2 separate regions of the Homo sapiens genome follow, and region 1 is linked to region 2. A link is a loop called in an ENCODE intact Hi-C map of the cell type or tissue named here. Cell type or tissue: gastrocnemius medialis. All regions are shown on one strand. Links, peaks and the distances in the headings refer to the core of each region. The heading gives the core; the rest is flanking DNA.

The links. Hi-C counts contacts between places; a loop is a spot of excess contacts. Peaks named below come from ENCODE experiments on the same cell type or tissue, not always from the same donor. Only the 100,000 strongest peaks of a DNase experiment are listed, where the experiment ranks them.
Region 1: it touches region 2 in a loop (4-fold over the local background); 11 of 110 quality-filtered maps call a loop at or near these places.

The regions. Positions count from the first base shown.
Region 1 is chr4:183,722,622-183,730,873 of GRCh38, reverse strand. It overlaps LOC105377581 (a long non-coding RNA gene), which reads right to left and starts at 5,010. Exons shown (of 3, transcript XR_939545.4): 1 at 4,675-5,010; 2 at 583-771. RefSeq lists enhancers at 7,483-7,532, 6,930-7,691 and a silencer at 7,643-8,172. In gastrocnemius medialis, for the core only: no CTCF peak of the experiment used is centred there; a DNase peak (open chromatin) is centred at 7,981; H3K4me3 peaks cover 978 bases.
Region 2 is chr4:183,793,787-183,802,185 of GRCh38, reverse strand. It overlaps a transcript of STOX2 not described here. Among named protein-coding and RNA genes, the nearest start is that of STOX2, 110 kb to the left of the region's middle. RefSeq lists an enhancer at 1,908-2,469. In gastrocnemius medialis, for the core only: no CTCF peak of the experiment used is centred there; no DNase peak of the experiment used is centred there; H3K4me3 peaks cover 1,267 bases; H3K27ac peaks cover 1,169 bases; H3K27me3 peaks cover 3,144 bases.

The DNA of each region.
Region 1 (8,252 bases), core at 253-8,252, 71 kb after region 2:
AGTGTCTGCTATGAGAACCCCTCCTGGCTACATTAGACTGGAAATGTGGACAGAACCGACTCAGTGAACATGCCAAGCCACAGATCAGTCACTGACATCCTCAGGAACCTTCTAGATTAGAGAAAAGCATCATGGCTATAATTCCAGCCGTAGCTCATCTGCTTCTTCCTGGAGTAGCCATCAGACAAGAGCAGATCTTCATCTTATGCACAGTAGAAGCTTGCCAGGAATCCACCTCGGGTGCCTTCAGTGTCATATTGGTATCACTAGATGTGCCTTCGACAGAGAAAAAGGGTGTATACAAGAATTTTTGCAAAAATATCTAGAAATCATATCCAGGTATCAGTGTGTGTAGCAAAGAGTGGATGTCTGATATACTACCTTCTAGCCCCAAAACATTTTCAAAAGAATGGTGCTGGAATGAGATACCTAGACATATACTCAAATGCATTGATGCCTCCAAGACAACCAAAAATCACATGTGAAACCTGCATCTCAGCATGGCCACGAGGTGCCGAAAGACTGAAGAGAAGGGTAGTGGATTAAGCATGACATTGTAATTTGGGAGAATTGGGCTCTTACCTGGCTCTCCTGCTGACTAGCTGTGTGACCTTGGGCAAGTCACTCTAGTTCTCTCCAGCATCTGAGCACCTCTCATCAGTTCCACTGCCACTCCTCTCTCCAGGGCCCTGGGATCACCGCAATGTCTCCTCTACCTTTGTACCCTGACAGTCCAGGATCAACACAGCAGCCAGAGTGATCCTGTGAAAGCTAAGTCAGAGCTCGTCACTCCTTTGCTCTAACCTCCCAGTGGTTCCCTATTCAGAGAAAAAGCCAAGTCTGTGCAATGAATGGCCTGGAAGGTCTGGCAAGATCCGACACCTCTGTGATCTCATCGCCTTGCTCACTCTGCTCCCCACACTGCTCTGGAAATTCCCGTTGGGCATGCCCCTCCTTCGGGACATTGAAACTAACTCTTCTCTGTGCCTAAAGCCTGCTTTCTCCAACCACCTCAAAGCTAATGTCCTCTTCAAGTTTTTGCTTAAACGCTACTTTTTTGGCGAGTCCTGCTCTGACCTCCTATTTAACAATGTAACCCCCACTCACCCTGCTCTCCTTCTTTTTTGCCGGGGGTTGGGTGGGGAAAAACAGGGTCTCACTCTGTCACACGGGCTGGAATCCAGTGGCGCAATCATGGCTTGTTACAGCCTCATCCACCCAGGCAGCAGTGATCCTCCCATCTGAGTCTCCCGAGTAGCTGGGAGTACAGGCATGTGCCACCACACCCACCTCTAATTTTTGCATTTTTTTGTACAAATGGTGTCTTGCTATGTTGCCCAGGCTGGTCTTCAACGCCTAGGCTCTATCAGTCTACCCACCTCAGCCTTCCAAAGTGCTAGGATTACAGGTGTGAACTACCATGCTTGGCACCCTGCTGTTATTTCTTTTTTCATAGCATGTATCACCTTCTAAAATACTTTCTAATGTTTATCTATTATATTTGTGGTTTATTATCCATCCTAAAATACCCATGAGGAGGGGAGTCTTGGTGTATTTTGTTCACCAATGTACTTGAACTGGCTTAAGAGAGCACCTGACACATTTTTAGTGTTCAATAAACATCTGTTAAGTGGCTGGGGCAGTGGCTCACACCTGTAATCCAAGCACTTTGGGAGGCCGCGGCGGGCGGATTGCCTGAGCTTAGGAGTTCAAGAAACCCTGTCACTACTAAAATACAAACAAAAACAAAAACAAAAACAAAAAAAAAACCAGGTGTGGCAGCGTGCACCTGCAGCCCCAGCTAATCAGGAGGCTGAGGCAGGAGAATTACTTGAATTTGGGAGGCAGAGGTTACAGTGAGCAGAGATTGTGCCACTGCAGTCCAGCCTGGCAACAGAGCCAGACTCTGCCTCAAAAACAAACAAATATCTGTTAAGTCAAAGAATGAATGAACAGTTCAGAGTACAGTAAGAAAAGTCTCCATCCACATGCAAACAGGATTCCAGATGACATGGTTACAAATGCCCAGCCAGTTTGCCACTCTGTCTTCCCAGGCAGTGGAAAGGCGTATGTGAGCAGATGCCGGACCCGGTCAACTTCCAGGGAAAGCTGCCCCTCTGTAAGTAAGGAACGTTTGTTTCTGGTGCGAGACCCCAACTTCCTCTACCGAGGTTCCAACAGCCTCGGTGGGATTTGTGCTGGGGTCAGAGACCAATGAATGACGGATGGACTGACACTGGGTTGCTGTCAATCACAAGATGTCTGCCAGCCCCTCCCTCTCCTTACACACACAGTTCGGAGGCGTTCACTCCTGCCATCCCCTTCGACTGAACAGAATCCAGCGGAGAGTTGCACAGAAGGCAGAACAAGCTACTATTTGGCAAAATGCTTAGCGTTGGCCAAACGGGGGCTGTGTCCTTAACAGCTGCTGTTAAGGTCCGGGGTCTAGGCCGGGCGCGGTGGCTCATGCCCGTAATCCCAGCACTTTTGAGAGGCCGAGGCAGGTGGATCACTTGAGGTCAAGAATTCCAGACCAGCCTGGCCAACATGGTGAAAACGTCTCTACTAAAGATACAAAAAAATTAGCCAGGCACAATGGCTCACGCCTATAATCCCAGCACTTTGGGAGGCTGATGCAACCAGATCACTTGAGGTCAGAAGTTTGAGACCAGCCTGGCCAACATGGCGAGACCCCATTCTCTACTGAAAATACAAAACAACTAGGTGTGGCGGTGGGCACCTGTAATCCTAGCTACTGGGGAGGTCGAGGTGGGAGAATCGCTTGAACCCAGGAGGCAGAGGTTGCAGTGAGCCGAGATCGCGCCACTGCCTTCCAGCCTGGGTGATGGAGTGAGACTCCATCTCAAAGAAAAAAAAATTCTGTTAAGGTCGGGATCACTCCATATCTCTCTCACAAATAGAGAAAGGGAAGTCAGCAATTCTACAAGAATTGGCTGCTTTTAATTCCATTTTTAGCATTCGGGAAGTATATATTTTTAAAAATTCTGCTTGATCAGTGAATAAATCCTTATTTAACTGCACTAAATAATATGATCATTGACAGAACACCTAAAACCGTATCCTGTAGCTATCCAGGACATAGTTCCCTGAAGATAGCCCGCTACACTTCTGCGTACTCTGGTGGAGAGCTTTCTCTCTGCTGACTGACTCAACAAGGCAGCTGACCTTGGGCCTCCATACTATTTGGATTCTCTCTAGTCACTGTATCCAGTTCAATCACTGAGTTAAACCAGCAAGTGGCTGTTGACTGTAGCATTTCACAGAACTGTTTTTAGTAACAAGACAGCCCAGATTGCACTTTCGAGCAACTAAGTCATCCCCTGGCCATTGATGGCTGCGTCCAACCCCATCTGAGCCCTGCTTTGGGCACTAGAGAGAAAAGAGATACAGGACAAAGAGCTAGTTGAGAGACAGAATGCAGCCTTTAAAAAGGTGCAAGATGAGCTGGGTGCAGTGACTCATGCCCGTAATCCCAGTGTGTCCAGAATTGGTGGGTTCTTGGTCTCGCTGACTTCAAGAATGAAGCCATGGGCCCTTGTGGTGAGTGTTATAGTTCTTAAAGATGGTGTGTTGTAGGGAAAGGAAAGATCAGACTGTTACTGTGTCTATATAGAAAGGAAAGACATAAGAGACTCCATTTTGAAAAAGACCTGTACTTTAAACAATTGCTTTGCTGAGATGTTAATTTGTAGCTTTGCCCCAACCACTTTGCCCCAGCCACTTTGACCCAACCTGGAGCTCACAAAAACATGTGTTGTATGAAATCAAGGTTTAAGGGATCTAGGGCTGTGCAGGACATCCCTTGTTAACAAAATGTTTACAAGCAGTATACTTGGTAAAAGTCATCGCCATTCTCTAGTCTCAATAAACCAGGGGCACAATGCACTGAGGAAAGCCGCAGGGACCTCTGCCCTTGAAAGCAGGGTATTGTCCAAGGTTTCTCCCCTTGTGATAGTCTGAAATATGGCCTCATGGGATGAGAAAGACCTGACCGTCCCCCAGCCCGACACCTGAAAAGGGTCTGTGCTGAGGTGGATTAGTAAAAGGAAAGCCTCTTGCAGTTGAGATAGAAGGCGGCCACTATCCTGCCTGCCTCTGGAACTGCCCAGGTCTCCTGCCTGCCCCTGGGAACTGAATGTCTCGGTATAAAACCCGATAGTACATTTGTTCAATTCTGAGATCAGAGAAAAACCGCCCTATGGTGGGAGGCGAGACATGCTTGCAGCAGTGCTGCCTTGTTATTCTTTACTCCACTGAGATGTTTGGGTGGAGAGAAACATAAATCTGGCTTACGTGCACGTCCAGTCATAGTACCTTCCCTCGAACTTAATTATGACACAGATTCTATTGCTCACGTTTGTTGCTGACCTTCTCATTATCACCCTGCCCTCCTACTACATTCCTTTTTACTGAAATAATGAAGATAGTAATCAATAGAAACTGAGGGAACTCAGAGACCAGTGCTGGTGCTGGTGCTCTGGGCCCACTGTTGTTTCCTCTATACTTTGTGTCATTTCTTTTCTCACTCTCTCGTCCCACCCAACTAGAAATATCCACAGGTGTGGAGGGACAGGCCACCCCTTCGGTGTGTCTGGAGTTTCTTCCTTCTGGTGGGTTCGTGGTCTCCCTGACTTAAGGAGTGAAACTGCTTACCTTCACAGTGAGTGTTACGGCTCCTAAGGGCAGCGCGTCTGGAGTTGTTCATTCCTTCTAATGGGTTCATGGTCGTGCTGGCCTCAGGAGCGAAGCTGCAGACCTTCGTGGTGTTACAGTTCATAAACGTGGCGCGTCCGGAGTTGTTCATCCCTCCCAGCAGGTTGGTGAGTTCATGGTCTCGCTGACCTCAGGAGTGAAGCTGCAGACCTTTGCAGTGCGTGTTACAGCTCATAAACACAGTGTGGACCCAAAAACTGAGCAACACCAACATTTACTGGAAACAGCAAAACAACAACCCTTCCACAACATCGCAGGGAACCCAAGTGGGTTGCCACAGGTGGCTCGCATGGCCTGCTTTTTATCCCCTTATTTGGCCCCACCCACATCCTGCTGATTGGTCCATTTTACAGCAAGCTGATTGGTCCATTTTACAGAGTGCTGATTGGTCCATTTTACAGAGTGCTGATTGGTCCATTTTTGACAGAGTGCTGATTGGTGCATTTACAAACCTTTAGCTAGACACAGAGTGCTGATTGGTGCGTTTACAATCCTTTAGCTAGACAAATAAGTTCTCCAAGTCCCCACCCATCCCAGAAGCCCAGCCGGCTTCACCTCTCACCAGCACTTTGGGAGGCCACGGAGGGCAGATCACCTGTGGTCAGGAGTTCGAGACCAGCCTGACCAACATGATGAAACCCCACCTCTACTAAAAATACAAAAATTAGCTGGGCAGGGTGGCGGACGCCTGCAATCCTAGCTACTTAGGAAGCTGAAGCAGGAAAATTGTTTGAACCTGGGAGGTGGAAGTTGCAGTGAGCTGAGATAGTGCCACTGCACTCCAGCCTGGTGACAGAGTAAGACTCCATCTCAAATAAATAAAATTTAAAAATGTAAAGGTATGAGATGGGCATCCACACAGGAAATGCCAGAAGAGTCCATAGGACAAGAAGGACCCCTGAAGGCTGTGGAGGGAGGTGGAGTTTCAGCTGAGCCCTACCAGGCTCCTGTGGCAGTGATAATGCTGTGTTTACCATACAGTCCCCTTCCTGGGCACCCTGCCTTCTCTGCAGTCAATTCTGGCCACTAGAATAGGGGTGGACTTTTAGATGGGAAATAATAAAGTCTCAAAAATGTATCTTTGTGTCTTCTCCCGGTTGATCTCCCTCCATACACAAGCTGCCCACTGTGCCTGCCCTTCTGGGCTGGATGCATCTCAGGCAAGTCTGCAGTAACAGCTCACAAGCAAACGCGTGCTTCCGTGTTGAATAGAACAGTCCTTGTCTGAGACACCTAACAATGCTTTCACCCAAAAAGAACTTCAGGGTTACATTTTTAGACAGGCAGGGCCTATGACCTTTGCTTAAACCATCTTGGTGGGGGAGCCCTATACTATTCCTAAGAGTAATATTTGTTCAAATGGGAACAGATTTCAGGGCTGGAAACAAACTTGTTAATGGCAACCCTCATCCTGGAACACTGATGTGGCTTGCATATACTTTACCTCCTGGGTGACTTGTGGATCACTGGGGAGCAAGTTTCTGCATAGGACCCGTCTGCTGGGTCTCTTCCCTCTGGTGTTGTGATCTATGTTCCTTTTATTGATTTATTTTTTTGAGATGGAGTCTCATTCTGTTGCCCAGGCTGGAGTGCAGTGGCACCATCTCGGCTCACTGCAACCTCCGCCTCCCGGTTCAAGTAATTCTCCTGCCTCAGCCTCCCGAGTAACTGGGACAACAGGTGTGTGCCACCGTGCCTAGCTAATTTTTTTTTATTTTTAGTAGTGACGGGGTTTCACCACATTGGCCAGGCTGGTCTTCTGATCTCGTGATCTGCCCGCCTCCGCCTCCCAAAGTGCTGGGATTACAGGCGTGAGCCACCACGCCCAGCCGATCTATGTTCCTTTCAAAAAATAAACATTTATTATCCCTTCTTCTTAGAAAAAAAAACATGTTTACTGTGGAAAACTATTCGGAACAGATAAGTAAAATAAAGAAAATTATTATCACCTGTACAATCCAACAATCCAAAAACTATCTTTCTAGAGAGAGAGAGAGATGGGGCCCAGCTCTGTCGCCCAGCCTAGAGTGCAGTGGCACAATCATAGCTCAATGCAGCCTTGACCTCCTGGGCTCCAGCAATCCTCATACCTCAGCCTTTCAAGTAGCCGAGACTACAGGCCCACACCAGCGCCTGGCTAATTTCTTTTTAATTTTTGTAGAGACGAAGTCACGCTTTGTTGCCGAGGCTGATCTTGAACTCCTGGACTCAAGTGATCCTCCTGCCTTGGCCTCCCAAAGTGCTGGGATTATAGGCATGGGCCACAGCCCCCGGCCCAAAAACAGTATTTTTATGCATGATCATTTTCCTTTGGGTTTGTATTTGCATAGTGTCTGTTTTGTTTTGTATTACGAAACAAGATCATTACCGTATTCACTGTTCTGTCCTTGCTTTTTTCTTAACAGTACCTGGTGATCCTTTCCCCACGTTATTATTAAGTACTGAATCTCTTTATGACAGATCTCTGTAATCCAAATACAAGCGATTTAATGAAGGAAGAGAGTCCTTACAAAGAAAGCCATGACTGTCAAGGTTTCAGGCCCCACTGAGAGTGCTGTCATCTGCCAAACCAAACAGAACAGACAGAAGGAGGGGCACCTCGCACCTGCAGTGTGCACGGCACTCACTTCTGGGTAGGAAGCTCCAGGGCACCCGAGTTTGCAGAGGCAACAAAGAGGCGCAGCTGAGAGGCCAGTTGCAGCCAAGAGGCCAGGTGCAACAGGCGCCAGATGCAGCAGACAGGCCAGGCGCAGCAGAGGCCAGATGCAGCAGAGAGGCCAGGTGGGGCAGAGAGGCCAGGTGGGGCAGAGAGGCCAGGTGCAGCAGACAGGCCAGATGCAGCAGAGAGGCCAGGTGCAACCGTAAAGGTTTCACACTGCGGCATCTCCCAGGGCGGCTTTGCAAACCCTCACCGGGCGTTCTGCATTGTGCTTCCGAAAAGCCACAGGAGTTTCCTGCGAACCGCAGCGGCGCGGGTGCAGGTGGCGACAGCCCCTATTGAAGGCCCCTGCAGCGTACGCGTCGGACGGGCTTCCCAAGGCGGGTGCTGGCGGCGGCGGGGCGCACCGTAGTCCTGGTCCCGCCACGGCCGCTCCCTGGCGGCCCCCGCCGGCCGCGTGCCCCAGCCCCAGGGCGCCCGCCTCGCTCGGCGCGCACGAGTTTCTGCAGGTCTCTCCTGCCAGCCTCAGGGGAGCCTCCTCGCGGCGCGGCCCGGCTGGGTTCCGGCTTTAAAACAGAAAGGCTCATTGTCCCGAGGTCCCCTGGCCGGTCTAACCGCTGCGGAAACTCCCCGACGCCCCGCCCCGCGCCGAACGGCCCCGCGGCCTGGCCAGAGAAGCCGAGACCGGGTGCGGGGGCCGGGCGGGCGGGTGAGCCTCGCTAGAGAGGCTGGGCTGGTGTAGGTTTTTTGTTTGTTTGTTTCCTCTTTTGTTTTTTTTTTTTTTTTTTGAGATGAGGTCTCCCTCTGTCGCCCAGGTTGAAGTGCAGTGGCGCGATCTCGGCTCACTGCAACCTCCGCC
Region 2 (8,399 bases), core at 126-8,125:
GGATCAAATGGGAAAGTGTAAAGTGCCACTTTCCCATTTGGGGACAGAGATGCACCTGTGCTCCCTGAGGTCTGGAGGGGGAGCACGCACATGGCTCCACACAAAGGCTAAGGGCTTGTGGCCGAGGCTAGAAGGCCCTCCAGCCTCAACCAGACTAATGGTGTCTTTCTTCGGGTACTAACCGTGGCCTGTGCAAGTGTACCGAAGGAGAGCAAACACTCTAAAGAAGCACTTGGCATTTCTCCCTCTGTTTCAATAGGCCTAGCTAGTGCTCCTATTTCTTTCTAATCCCCTCCCAGTCCCACCCTTCACCCTCACTGGCATGGAATTCTCATTGTAACACAGATCAAATCACTTCATTCCCACCCTTGCTTAGAAGCCTCCAGTGGCTTCTAGATCTTCACATCTGGCCCTCTCCCACCTTTCCATTGTCTTATCACCCCAGCCAGTTTCCAAACACATCAGGAACTCTCCAACCCCAAGCCTTCACTCAAGCTCCGGGCACCTCCTTCCCCAGCAGGGAAAGTTCTCCTGCTCTGCAGGAACTCCCGCCCCACCCCCATCTCCATCTGCACAAGATCAAGTTCAAGCCTCATACCTGGGAAACCTCCCCTACCAGCTCACAAGACAGAAGTAACTGCTTCTCGTTCACTCAAAACAAAGAGTCCTCAAAGCATTTAGCACACTCTCAATTTCTTATGTCAGAATACCCCAAAAGATGGCATGTCCCATCAGTCTTCCTATTTGCAGGAGTGACACAGAGGCTGGCGCTAGAAAGCACTCAATAAACATGTATGGGCTTTAATTTACTGTGATTTACTCAAAATACATAGCACAATTTTAAAACATTACCAGCATCCTGTATACCCTTTGAAGGGTTCTGAAAATCAAAAGTCCAAACTTTTTTTCTATATGCCCACAGTAGGTTATTTCTAAGAATGGACTTGCAAATTCTAGTAGGTTATTTCTAAGTAGTGAATTGGAAGATGCCAAGTCAAAACCACTTTTCCTTTGAGTGGCTTAACACCCTGCTTCTTGTTGAATCCAGTAATTATCTCCTTGTTGTCCAACCCTCACCTGAAGTTTTACAGTTGGTTAGAACCATATACTTTTGGAATTACAGGCACCAAAATGCTTATGATTTCAACACAGGTGTTTCAAGTTACAGCATAAAATATTAACTCCTGGCAAATCCTGCTGTGAAAGTGTAGGTTTGCCTCAACTGTACCACAGCACAGCCAGACAAAAGCACCGGGGCTTGCCTGTCTCGCCCCGCCTGTGAGCCTCTCTGCTCTGGGTTGTGTGAAATCATGCACCCAGGCGAACCCAAGTCAAGAGACAGGGCAAAACCGTTCCTCTCCTTTCTTCACTGGCAGGATCTAATGGGACACTTTTATTACCACTCTCTATGGTGGGATCTAAGAGATCATCTGAAACACAACCAATTTTTATAAATAATCTGTATCCCCCACAAGAATGATAAGACTTAAGCAAACTTTTGGCTACCAGTTATTTCAGAGGACTATTGGTAACTGATGAGCTTAATTCAAGTTCAACAAGTGGGAATGTAATGCGCCTCCTGTAAAGCTCATCTATGTGTCTGGCTCTATGGCCGTTTCATATGCATGAAATAATGAGCTAAAATCCCAAAACAATGTAAAAGGACCTGACGATATATGTACTACAGATGGGGGTCAATTGAAAGGGATGCTGCAAGAAATGTATTACTAATAATAAAGTATCAAAGATAGCATTTGGTTTCTGGTTTTGTACGTTTAGCAGTAGATCGATTCTAGGCTATTCCTATAACATCACGCTTTTCAGAGCAGAGTTTCAGCCAGGATCCCCCATATCACCGCCCCGGCCCCCCGCCAGCATTTGAACTTGTCATCACGTGTATTGTGACTCAGAATAAAAGGTTGTGAGCCAATCCTCATCAGCTTCCAGACTGGAATTGCAAAGCCCAATAAAAGATCTGGCAACAAAAAAAAATGAGGAAGCCTGCAGCAGATATTGAGAATTTTTATAGTAGATAAAAATCTTTCAAACAATTCAGCATTTTACCGTCATTACTGAAGCAAAATTGGAATTCCAGTGGAGATTTTTAACCCACCCCACCCCCCAGGCAGTTCAAAAGAAAGTTAGCACTTGGATCCCAGCAGGTATCACCCCTGCTCTTTTATCTGATGCTTGGGCTTTAAGAGGGAGTCCCTCTGCTTCCTCTGAGGGTGCAGAGGTAAGGTGAGGAGCTCAGTACTACAGAGGCTGGCAGGCCCCATCAGTTGCCAGTCAGCAGAGACAGCTCAGGCCAGGCCACCTACCCAGGTCAGGGCAACAGTCAACCAATTAGAGCAATTTGGAACCTTTAAAAATTGCCAAAATATTTCTCTTTGGTTAATATGACAGATCACCAATTCCTATGAACTTATAAATTCTGCTGAAATAAAAAAAATACATGAGCATACTGAAATATTTACAAATGAAATCAAGTTGATATAATGTCTGAGATTTCAAAAAAGTACGGGTAGGGGGTAGATGGGGGTATAAATGCAGTAAGACCGGCCATGCCATTGATACTTTTTGGAGCGGAACGTTGAGTACACGGTGGGGGTTCAATATAATATTTTTGAGTTATACTACTTTTGTATATATTTGAAATTATGCAAAATAAAACATTAAAAAGTGTGAAATCGAATTTCAAAGAAAATTATTAAAAGCCTGTAGAGCAATCTATACGGTGCATATAAATGACTACGTATATCCTTACGTCCTAATGTGTCACAGTCCTACGGGGCAAAAGCAAGTTAAGTCTCAGAGGCGTTCACCTTGGCCCTTTACGGAGGCCGCTTAATTTCAGAGACTGAGGTTCTTGCTAAAGTCAAAAGAATTGAGAAAATCAAGGCACCTTTTGAAATTCAGCGCAGGTTACAAAATACACAAGATGCAAGCTTTACTAGCTTTTTGTCTACTCAAGTCAAAGAAAGCTTTGTAAAGATCTCTTCTCTGCCAAAATAGACAAAACACAACAAAATAAAAATGCTATAAATTCGTCACACGCATAGATGGCGTCACATCAGCAGGTAACAGCTAATCCTTCAGAGGAAGGCGGCATAGCAACAGCGGGTAACGAGAAAAGGCGGCTTTACAGTTTTTTAGCGTTTGAACTTTTGACCTCCCAAAATGTCAAGAAAGAATTTCTGAACCGCGGGACTAGAAAGAATGCTTTCTTCCTTGAAATTGTTTCCTAAAGCTTTACTATTTACTATGTAATAGTACAAAAACTCAAAGTATAAAACCCAAAGTACAAAACTCAAAAGTATATTCTACAGGCGATGCAAACTGGATTAAGGAGGGGAAATGAAGTAGTGCAATAAAAACCAGCAAGTCAAAGCAGCACTGGAAACGCGGCGGCGACCTTCACCTCTGGGCGACTCTGCCCCTCTTTACGTTTTGCTCTCTTTTGTTGAGGATCAGATTTTTTTTCCTCCGGCCTCTTTGTGTCTCTTCCTTCCCTCAGACACACAAAACGACTTGAGAGATGTGCTGCAGGTGAGACATTTAAGACGAACTCTGCAGCCTTGCCTCGTTGAGAAATGCGTGCGCGCAACACTCAGCCTCAACCCTAGCTTCCCGGCGCGTCCCCCGCAGTCGCCGCCCAGGGAAGGGCGTCCCGGGCGCACCTGAGCCGCCGCTCCAGCTGGGAGCCCCGCGCGACCCGAGCCCCGGAATCCTCCCCGCCCACCTCCGCCCGGCCCGCGCACTCCAGCCGCGGAGCAGTGCCGGGAGGGGGACACTCACGCGCCCCGAGCGCCGCGCCCTCCGAGCCGCCCGCCGAGCCGCGGCGCCCACCTGGCCGGCCTCAGGCACCGCCCGCCACCGGGGAGGCTCCCGCGGGCAGGCGGGGGCGGCGCACCGGGAATGGGACGGCTCCCTCCTTTCGGTGCCAGGAAGTTCCCCAATCCCACGCTCGCAGAGGGCCCCCGGCTCCTCCCCCGGCAGGGACGCGGGCACCCAGGGGAGCCTCGGCGGTGCCCGCGGCGGGCTGGGGCAGGGCGGGGCACCCGCGACCGCACGGCACGGACGCGATCCGGTGGGAAGGGACGGGACGGGCGCGCGGCGGTCGCACTCACCCAGGCAGCGGATGTGGAAGCCCGAGGGCGGCCGCAGGGCCCGGCGCGTCCAGCCTTCGCGCAGCGCCTCCAGATGTTCCTCCTTGCCCTGGATCAGCAGGACCTGCTCGTCGATCCAGCCCAGGAAGAAGGTCTCGGCCACCGCGGCCGTGACCTTCTTGTTCCAGAAGTGCTGCATGTTCTCGGCTTTGAAGTCGGCGAAGATCTCGTAGCCGATGTGGTGCCGGGCGAGCTGGCGGGGCTGGGCCGGGGGCGCGGGCCGGGCTGCCCCTGGCCTTTCCCCCGCCGGCGCCTCTGCCGGGCCCAGGACGATGGCCAGGGAGTGAGGCGCGATCTGCAGAAACTTCTCCATCTTCCCAGGCATCTGCCGCGCCGACCTGGCTCACCGAGGCCGCCTCCCGCCGCTCCCAGGAACAGCCGCCGGGACGTGGCTGCAAGACCAGCGGGGAGCGCGACCGTCCCCCAGGGCAGGGCTGGCCGCGCCTCCCCCGCGCCCGCGTCCCTGCAGCCCGGGCGCCCGGCGCAGTCCCTGGGCGCAGCCCGCGGGTCGCTGCGGGGAAGGGACGGTGTGCGGGGCCCGCTCCGGCCTGAGCTCTGGACCGCGTTACCTGCAGCTCCGGGCCACCCTTCGGGCAGCGCTCATTTTCCGGCCTCGGCACCCTCGCCTCCCCGGGCGCCCAGCGGCCCCGCGGGGGCGGAGACGCGGGAGGAGGCAGTGAGGGGGCGGGCAGTGCGCACCGCGCCCGGGAACCCCCTCGGCTGGACGCGGCCTGAGGAATCCCAAGGAGTCCTATGAGGGAGGTGGTCGGGGAGCGCGGATGGCCTAGGGGTGAGCCTTTGGGTGTTGGGCCTCGAGGGAGATCAGAAAGCGGGGGTTGCGGGGGACGCAACGGCGACACTTGGAAGGCACGGATTCCGGAGCGGCGAGTGTCGCTCCTCCCCACGCTCCACCCCTGCCCCCACCTCCCACCTCTCGCTGGAACAAGTGGATTCGCTGACTGGTTAATGAATGTACCCTTAGAAGTGGCTTTTTAAAAAACTTAGTCAACCACCAAAAATTGTCATCAGTCCCTCCTCCCAAACTCTTGAGGAATTCTACTCTCTTGTCTTCAGCATATACTTTGGCCTACCCTAGAGGAAACCCAATCAACCATTAACCCTCGGTTTATGAAGAGGTTACAGAAATTTACCAGGAAAGGTAACGATGATGCTTTTAAGAAAATTCCTTACGTTTGTTTCTGTGCCAAATTCTGTATGACTTATATTTTAATCGAGAGAGGCTAGTAGTCATATGTGAAAAGAGATGATTGTCATAAGAAGCATTAAGAGTTATGCTACATTTACCCAGAGCGGTATTTAAATTTCAACGTGCATCACCGTCACCTGAACACGTATTAAAACGCAGGTATCTGGGCCCCATTCCCAGAGTTTCTGATTCAGTAGGTCTAGAGGAACCCGGTTTTTTAAATTTCTAAGAAATTCCCAGATGCTGCTGCTACTGCTGCTGCTGGTGGTCTCGGACCACACCGTGAAAAACACAGAATGTCCAGCCTAGTTTTGGGGAATAGAAATAACTGAACTGTTTTCCGCTGGCGTCCTGTGATTTTATTATCATGAAAAAGTCACTAAACCCGGGTCTAAAGACCTGAGGTGTTTGTTTTGTTTTGTTTTGGTTTGTTTTGTTTTGTTTTGTTTTGTTTTGTGTTTGAGACGAGGTCTCACTGTCGCCCAGGCTAGAGTGCAATGGCGCGATCTTGGCTCACTGCAACCTCCGCCTCCCAGGTTTCTCCTGCCTCAGCCTCCCCAGTAGCTGGGATTACAGGCGGGCGCCACCACACCCAGCTAATTTTTGTATTTTTAGTAGAGACGGGGTTTCACCACATTGTCCAGGCTGGTCTCGAACTCCTGACCTCAGGTGATCCACCCACCTCGGCCTCCTAAAGTGCTGGGATTACAGGCGTGAGCCACCGTGCCCGGCCAAGACCTGAGTTTTAGTCTTACTGCAGGATGCCCTATTGAATAAAGCAAGAAGGCATAGCCCACACTGTTATAATAAACAGAAACTCAGTTTCTCCATCTGCAAAATGGGAGTTGTTAAGTCCTGCTAAGTCCCTGTCACTGGACTGGTGAAGGAATCAAGCAAATAAATGGATAGGAAGTCACCTCAGATGATAAAGTTTTCAGTCAGCATGAGGGTGTTACAGACCCTAGGTGCTTTTCAGACCTCAAAAAGCCAAGAGCTGGGTTTAACATAGGAAGGCCGCTGGAGCAGGGCATCCTGACCTCAGAATTTCCCAGGCACCCACCGTGTGGGGAGACCTGTGATTTTCTTGCCTGGCTTTTGGCGCTTTCGTATTAAGCCTCCTCAATTTGGCCCCGTTGAAATGCCGCATTCCTCACCCTCCTTGCTTAGTGTCTGGGCCTCAGGAAGAAAGGAAGTGATGGTGGTTGGAAAAATGGAAGAAGGGACAATTTTACACTTGTGATTTTTTTAGTTTGCATTTGTCTCTTTTTTTGTTTTATTTTGACATAACTTCAGACAAAGTGCAAGAATTGTACAAAGAATACCCACATATCTTCACCTGGGTTCCTTAATTAACATTTTACTCTGTCTCTACACATGCACAAATTCTTTTTCTAAATGATGGAACAATCTCCCTACTATAAATTATTATTTTACTCTTTTAATTAATAAATATCTTTCTGAGAAGTATTTTGAGATTATATAAATACCATCCTGTTACTTCTCCATTGTTTGCTCATTATAGTGGTCTTTGATTCTTGTTTGTCTTGATATTATAATGGTTGCTAAATTCTGGTATTCCAGTTTCATCATGCCTTCTACGTGTATTCGTTGTCATTCTACTGTAAAAATGAGCTTTCCTTTATTATTAAATAACAGCATGGGCTATGCCTTCTTGCTTTATTCAATAGGTTATAATTCTTAAGTATTATCATTATTTTGATGTTCATATTACCCCAAATTTGGCCAGTGGGAGCTTCTAAAAGCTGGCTCTTACGTCCTTTAGAATTGGTCTCATCATTCTCTGAGCACTTCGTTACTTTTTGGCATGTCAAGATGTTCCAGAATCATTTTGCTCCACCCCTACAATCAGCCATTTTTCCAAGGAACTCTGATTCTTTTTAGTGAATGGTATTTAGAAACCAACATGTGGCTACTAGGTGTGCTCATTGCTACTGAGGTGACATTGGGTTTTGATTAGTCCATCTATTCATGAGCAGCATCCGCAAGATACTATAGTTCTTCTCTTTACGATATGTCTTCAATCATCTGTATAGGAAACATGAGGCAGTGTAGCTTCGTACAAATAGGTTGGATGCAGGGTGGGACAATGTGTGTTCAGTCTACTTATCAGATAGATGAAGGACCTTAGTTCTCACAGTTACCCTAAGGTAACTCTGTGCCCGGAAAATCACCAAAAATAGCTCCTTCATTTTCTGTGAGCAACTCCTGAGCAAAAACATACAAAATACTGCAGGAACAAGCAACCATCTGAAATAGTTATACATCTTTTTCCCTAGGAAATTAAATGCAAAACTGCCTTCAATATAGACAACCTTTGACATTCTCAGCAAAGCATGTTTCCCTCTTGAACGGCATCGCAAACATCTGTCCAATCGGCTCTGCGTTCTATTTGTGTAACTAAATGGCCTATTTTATTTCCTCAGAACAAAGAATATTTTCTAGAATACTCAAAGGAACAGTGTTTTCAAATAGCTACTTCTTGAAAGATTACTCAACCCTTTGGAAAAAAAAAAATAGGTTTTCCATCTTCCACTACAGCTATCTAGGCTCAACAGCCTTAGAGCCAAGTTTTAGTCAAAATTAAGACTCAAATGTTCCCTCTCCTATCCCTGAATCTGTAAAAAGAAAGCATCTTTTTCCAAACTCATGGCTTAGGAGCTCAGCCCTAAGATGTCTGGACAAGTCCTATCTGTATACTCTTTCCGCATCTTGATACAGAGGTCTTTGTCTTCCTTAGGCAACAATTCCTCCTGATAATAAAGAGTAAAATTTAGTTCAGCACCCGGGGCATGGAAAGGTCTTTAATTCTTACAACAGCCCTCTAAGGCAGATCTTATACCATCTCTATTAATTTGTGGATGAGGAAATTAAGGCACAAAGAATGTGGGAAATTTGTATAGGATCCCCCAGCAATGAAATGCCTAGGTTTAGAATTAGAATCTAAACCTAAGCAGTTTATCCCAAAGCTCAAACCCCATGTCGTCCCATCTGTCCCACTTACC